Linked DNA regions of Homo sapiens: region 1 is linked to region 2. A link is an interaction called in ENCODE POLR2A ChIA-PET data of the cell type or tissue named here. Cell type or tissue: Panc1. All regions are shown on one strand. Links, peaks and the distances in the headings refer to the core of each region. The heading gives the core; the rest is flanking DNA.

The links. ChIA-PET counts read pairs that join two places held together with the same protein. Peaks named below come from ENCODE experiments on the same cell type or tissue, not always from the same donor. Only the 100,000 strongest peaks of a DNase experiment are listed, where the experiment ranks them.
Region 1: POLR2A ChIA-PET joins it to region 2 with 8 read pairs; 2 of 35 experiments call an interaction of 5 or more read pairs at or near these places.

What each region holds. Positions count from the first base shown.
Region 1 is chr6:154,981,606-154,984,523 of GRCh38, reverse strand. No RefSeq gene overlaps it. Among named protein-coding and RNA genes, the nearest start is that of TIAM2, 12 kb to the left of the region's middle. In Panc1, for the core only: no CTCF peak of the experiment used is centred there; no DNase peak of the experiment used is centred there.
Region 2 is chr6:155,170,050-155,172,967 of GRCh38, reverse strand. The region is part of intron 9 of TIAM2 (TIAM Rac1 associated GEF 2); the gene reads right to left. Among named protein-coding and RNA genes, the nearest start is that of CLDN20, 93 kb to the left of the region's middle. RefSeq lists enhancers at 1,112-1,171, 1,202-1,621, 1,662-1,721. In Panc1, for the core only: no CTCF peak of the experiment used is centred there; a DNase peak (open chromatin) is centred at 1,669; H3K4me3 peaks cover 1,252 bases; H3K27ac peaks cover 2,346 bases.

The sequences.
Region 1 (2,918 bases), core at 140-2,639, 190 kb after region 2:
GACCCTGTCTCAAAAAAAAAAAAAAAAAAAAAAAAAAATATATATATATATATATATATATATAAAAATCCGATCCCAGCTGGGCATGATGACTCATGCCTGTAATCCCAACACTGTGGGAAGCCAAGGCAGGAGGATCCCTTGAGCCCAGGAGGTTGAGGCTGCGGTGAGCTATGATGGCACCACTGCACTTCAGCCTGTGTGACAGAGCAAGACCCCATCTCAATAAAAACAAAAAATTAATCCCCTTTTTTCCTGGCCAGATGGCTATCATCCCATATGTGATTACACTAAGAAATGTTTACAAAGCTCTGACCACCACACATTTGCAAGAACAGTGAAAGTCAGCATAATGAAAGGCGAAGCCTCCGTGTGCACACATGAGCGCACAGAGCACGGCGCAGTTAGCCCCAACTGGAGTCACAAGGTCTGGTTTAAATGTTGGCTTTACTTTTTTCCTTAATTTTTAAAACTTGATATGTAATAGATGCACATGTGATAATTTAATACATTCATATAATTTGTAAAGATCAAATCAGTGTACTTGGGAATATCCATCACCCTTTTTTTTTTCTTTTTTTCTTTTTTTTTTTTTTGAGACAGAGTCTCACTCTGTCATCCAGGCTGGAGTGCAGTGGTGCAATCTCGGCTCACTGCAAGCTCCACCTCCCGAGTTCACGCCATTCTCCTGCCTCAGCCTCCCGAGTAGCTGGGACTACAGGCACCTGCCACCATGCCTGGCTAATTTTTTGTATTTTTAGTAGAGATGGGATTTCACCGTGTTAACCAGGATGGTCTCAATTTCCTGACCTCGTGATTCACATTATTTTCTTCCAGTAATTCTGAAATATGCAATAGATTATTGTAAACTATAGCCACCCGAATGATCTATCAAACACTAGGTCTCATTTCTTCCATCAAACTGTGTACTTACACCCATTCATCATCTTCTCTTCACTGGCTTCACTTCTTATGCTAGGTTCGTGACCTCAGGAAATGGCTTAACACTCAGTGCCTCAGTTTCCCCATGTGTGAAATGGGGATAATACAATTTACCTGATGGAAACATATGGGAATGAAATGAGTTAATATTTGTAAAGCCACAGTAAGTACGATCTGTTATGTAAGATAAAAACAATTTGCTAGGCATGGTGGCTCCAGTCAGGCACGGTGGCTCATGCCTATAATCCCAGCACTTTGGGAGGCCAAGGCAGGTGAATCACCTGAGGTCAAGGGTTCAAGACCATCTTGGCCAACATGGTGAAACCCCGTCTCTACTAAAATTACAAAAATTAGCAAGGCATGGTGGCAGGCGCCTGTAATCCCGGCTGCTCGGGAGGCTGAGGCAAGAGAATGGCTTGAACCCAGGAGGCGGAGGTCGCAGTGAGCCAAAATCCCACTACTTCACTCTAGCCTGGACGACGAGAGCGAAACTCCATCTCAATAAAAATAAAATAAAAACAGTGAAAGAGTTTCTGTCATCCTGATTCTTTATTTCACTTTGGCATATTTTTTTTAAATTTTTTTATAGAGACGGGTTCATGTTATATCACTCCTGGGCTCAAGTGATCCTCCCACCTCAGCCTCCCAACATGCTGGGATTATAGGTGTGAACCACTGCACCCAGCCTACTTTAGCATAGTTTCTTTTTTTCTTTTCTTTTCTTTTTTTTTTTTTAAGACAGAGTGTCACTCTGTCACCAGGTTGGAGTGCAGTGGTGCGATCTCAGCTCACTGCAAGCTCCGCTTCCCAGGTTCAAGCAATTCTCCTGCCTCAGCCTCCCGAGTAGCTGGGACTACAGGCATGTGCCACCACACCCAGCTAATTTTTTTTTTTGGTAATTTTAGTAGAGACGGGGTTTCACCATGTTGGCCAGGATGGTCTCGATCTCTTGACCTCGTGATCTGCCCACCTCGGCCTCACAAAGTGTTGGGATTACAGGCGTGAGCCACCGTGCCTGGCCTTTATTTTATTTTATTTTTTTTGAGACAGAGTCTTGCTCTGTTGTCCAGGCTGGAGTGCAGTGGCGCGATCTCCACTCACTGCAAGCTCCTCCTCCCGGGTTCACGCCATTCTCCTGCCTCAGCCTCCCAAGCAGCTGGGACTACAGTTTCAAATGTGAAGAACACACACTATGTGGGAACTTGAATGCTCTTTTTTTTTTTTTTTTTTTTTTTTTCAGAGACAGGGTCTCGCTCTGTCACCCAGGCTGGAGGGTGACACATTGGCACAATCACAGCTCACTGAAACCTGGAACTCCTGGGCCCAAGCCATCCTCTCCTTTTGGCATCCCAAAGTGTTGGGATTACAGGTGTGAGCCATCATGCCTGAACTGAATGCGTTTTGATGAACTGATCCCTTACTTCATACTAACAGCATAGCTCTGAACACTGTGGAAAAACACAATTAGCATGAAACTGCCACTACACGGAGAAGCTCACTATGTATTAACAAAAGGAGAGAACATTCACTAATGTTTATTGAGTGTTTGTTCCATGCCAAGCACTGGGCTCAATTCTTTAGATAATTTATCTCGTCTGCATCTCATAACGTCCTAATGAGATAGGTAATATTATTATCCCATTTCACAGTGAGAACTACTCCGAGGCTTGAAAAAGAGAAGCACATATACAGAGACTGCAGCTCATCACAGAGTAGATGGGCCTGACCTCCAGCCCTGTGGGAAACATAAGACTCTTCATTGTATTAATGAACTCCTTTCTATTTTGAAATTAAAGCTGAAGATTTCCAAGTTAATTATCACTGTTGCTACATGGATGTTTATTAAATCTTGGCTGTCGATGATTACGATGGCCTAGTCCTAGGCCACGTTGGGAAGTTGGTGCCGTCTCCCTTTACATCTTCAGCATCTCCTCCAGGTCCCAGGATAGAATCCCCACAGTAAACAACAGTTGGCT
Region 2 (2,918 bases), core at 198-2,697:
AAAATACACATGCTTTAGTTTCAGGAAGCCAGATGAAATATTCTCCAATATTCTTTTCATAAAAAGAAGAGAGAATCCTAAAAATAAGCATTAAAAATGGAGCCATCTGGAAAACTCTTTTTCCAGGTTACCCATGTCAAAGATGCTGCTATGTTAAATTAACCTTTTTAACCACCCAGAATTCCACGGTTGGCTACCTTTGCCAGGACTGTTACGCACCTACCACGCCTCCTACTCTACTTCCTCCCATCAAAGAAAAAAAAAAAAAAAAAAAAAAAAAATATATATATATATATATATATATATATATATATATATATATATATTTCCAACTAGCCTCTTCAAGGTTTCCTGGTCCTGAGAATGCAAATGGAGACAGAAAAAATACAATAATAGCAAGGCAATCCAGGTCAAATCTCAGCCTTGTTAGGGGCTGTTATCTAGTGCCTCTGCACTTCTGTTCCTTCACCTTCAAAAGAGGTTAAAAACGCCAGCCTCGTGGGGTGGTTAGGAGACTGATGGGAGGAATTGCATTTGAAAGACATAAATTGTAAAGATTTTTTTTGGAAGCTGAGGCTGGATCAGGGCATTATACTGTACTGGGAGTAGCTACTGCATTTCAGCGATGGCCACTATAAAGAACTTCCTGAGAATCATCCTTTGTTCCAAAGCCCTGGGCCACTGTTCTGGCCACTGCTGCTCAGATCACCTTGCAGTCAGCTCCAACTGGCCATCACGACACGGGAACATCACTGGGCTGCAGCCACAGTCACTCCAGACTGACTAGTGAACGTCTGCAAATCACTTTAGCTCTCCTTGGAGGGCATTCCACAGAAGTATTTATTATTATTATTATTACATCAATGGTCCTGAAACCACATGTCAAATTACTTATGCTCAGTATGCAGCAAGGAGAAAAAATTGAAACTCCGTGTGTTCTCACAGCAGATGCTTTTGGATCAAATGGCTTGTAATTACTACTTGGATCACTGAAGGGAAGTGAGTAGCAAAATCACAATCTGGCTGTCACAAATGGGCCCAAACCACCACAGTGGCTGATAAAAGGAAAGTCTATTTGCAAGGGAGATGAGGAGAAAACACAAAAGGGAGTTGCACGCTCCCAGTTTTCTTAACAACAGTAAAATGTCATAGAAGAGAAAGTGTTTATTTCCTTCTTGGACTGAGGCCCACACATCGGTTGATATGAAAGAAAAACAAAGATGGATCTAGCTAGCTCGCTAGCTGTATGCATATATATATGCTATGTAGGGTTGTGTATTAATATTCTCTCTAAACAGATTACCATACTGTGGTGAAGAGTAAGCTGTTTCATTCATATTTTCCATTTAAGAAAACAATATTAGGGGGTTTGTTTTGGTTTTGGGGTTTTTTGGGGTTTTTTAGGTTTTTTTTTCAGTTTACAGCTCATGACTAAGATGACAATACTGCATTCACTCACTGCCACAGAAAGTTGGAATACCCCAAGCCAATTTTCCAGAAGAAGGGGCCAAGGCCCAGGGGCTGTCACAATTTCTGCAATGAAGCTTCTGGGGTTGCCGCCATCTGAGCCTTAGTGGGGACTTTGTTGTCACAATCTCCATGACAAACACCTCCCTTCAAAGGCCGTGTAAGACTCACTATTACTCATCCAGACGTTCGTTATGAAAAGCTTTCATTTTTGGCAAGCCAAAGTGTCCTCTAAAAAAATGTTCAAGTAAGACTGGCTTTATTCCAGACTTAACAGATTTTGAATTAGGGTGACTCACTGTTGGGCTGTTATATGATGCATCAATTAGAGTGAAATAGTTTAAAATGCACACGGCCCCTCCCTCACAACAGCCTTTCTGTGTTATAGAAATGGGCGTAATGTACTTATTGTATAAAAATAGGTTTGTGCAGGTTACAAGTATTCTCCAAGAATGATTAGCAGATGAAAAGTAGCAAAATGAAATATTAATTATTTAGCCAGCTCAGGCAGAATTTTAAGTCCCAGAGATATAAAAAAACAAATTACACCCTTAGTTCTATCTGCCATTCTATCTGAATCTAGTTATCTGGGTACGATAGCACAGAAATTACAGAGGCTGCATTAAAATTGTCCTATAAATGAAAGGAATTTCTTCAGTATCCCTACATCACAAGTAATGCTTAGCTAAAACAAATAGGAGTAAAACAAATGCAGAAATCATAGTTTCTTCTCACTCCTTAGAGCATCGATGGGACCTGTTGATTTGAGCCCATCTTAAGCACTAAGCTTAAATTCTCACTGTAAGTGGCTACATCAGCAAAATTTATTTTCAAAGTCCAACATAAACTCTGTTAATAGGAAGTGTACTGATGCTATAGTTTCATAACTTTCTTTTTTCAGGGATGGGGTCTTACTCTGCCACCCAGGTCAGAGTGCAGTGGTGCGATCTTGGCTCACTGCAACCTCTGCCTCCCAGGCTCAAGCAATCCTCCCACCTCAGCCTCCGAGGAGCAAGCCACTACACTCGGATAATTTTTTGCATTTTTGATAGAGACAGGGTTTCACCATGTTGCCCAGGCTAGTCTCAAATGATCCACCTGACTCAGCCTCCCAAAATTCTGGGATTACAGGCACGAGCCACCATGCCAGGCCTCTTAACTTTCAAAGTAAGAATTTTACATTGTTATATAATGCTGGAAGAGATAGGACCCTAAAATTATGGGCCTTTATTACAAATCAGTCATCCTCAGCCATTAAATGACTACATCTAATAGAAATAGGGCATATATAAACTATATCGATTACAAGCTTTCCTGGGAGCCATGACATACGCACTTGACAGAGTGGCTAACAGTAAGAGATGGTAAGTGCAGAGTAAGAACTGGCTGGGTGCAGTGGCTCACGCCTGTAATCTCGGCACTTTGGGAGACTGAGGTGGGTGGATCGCGAC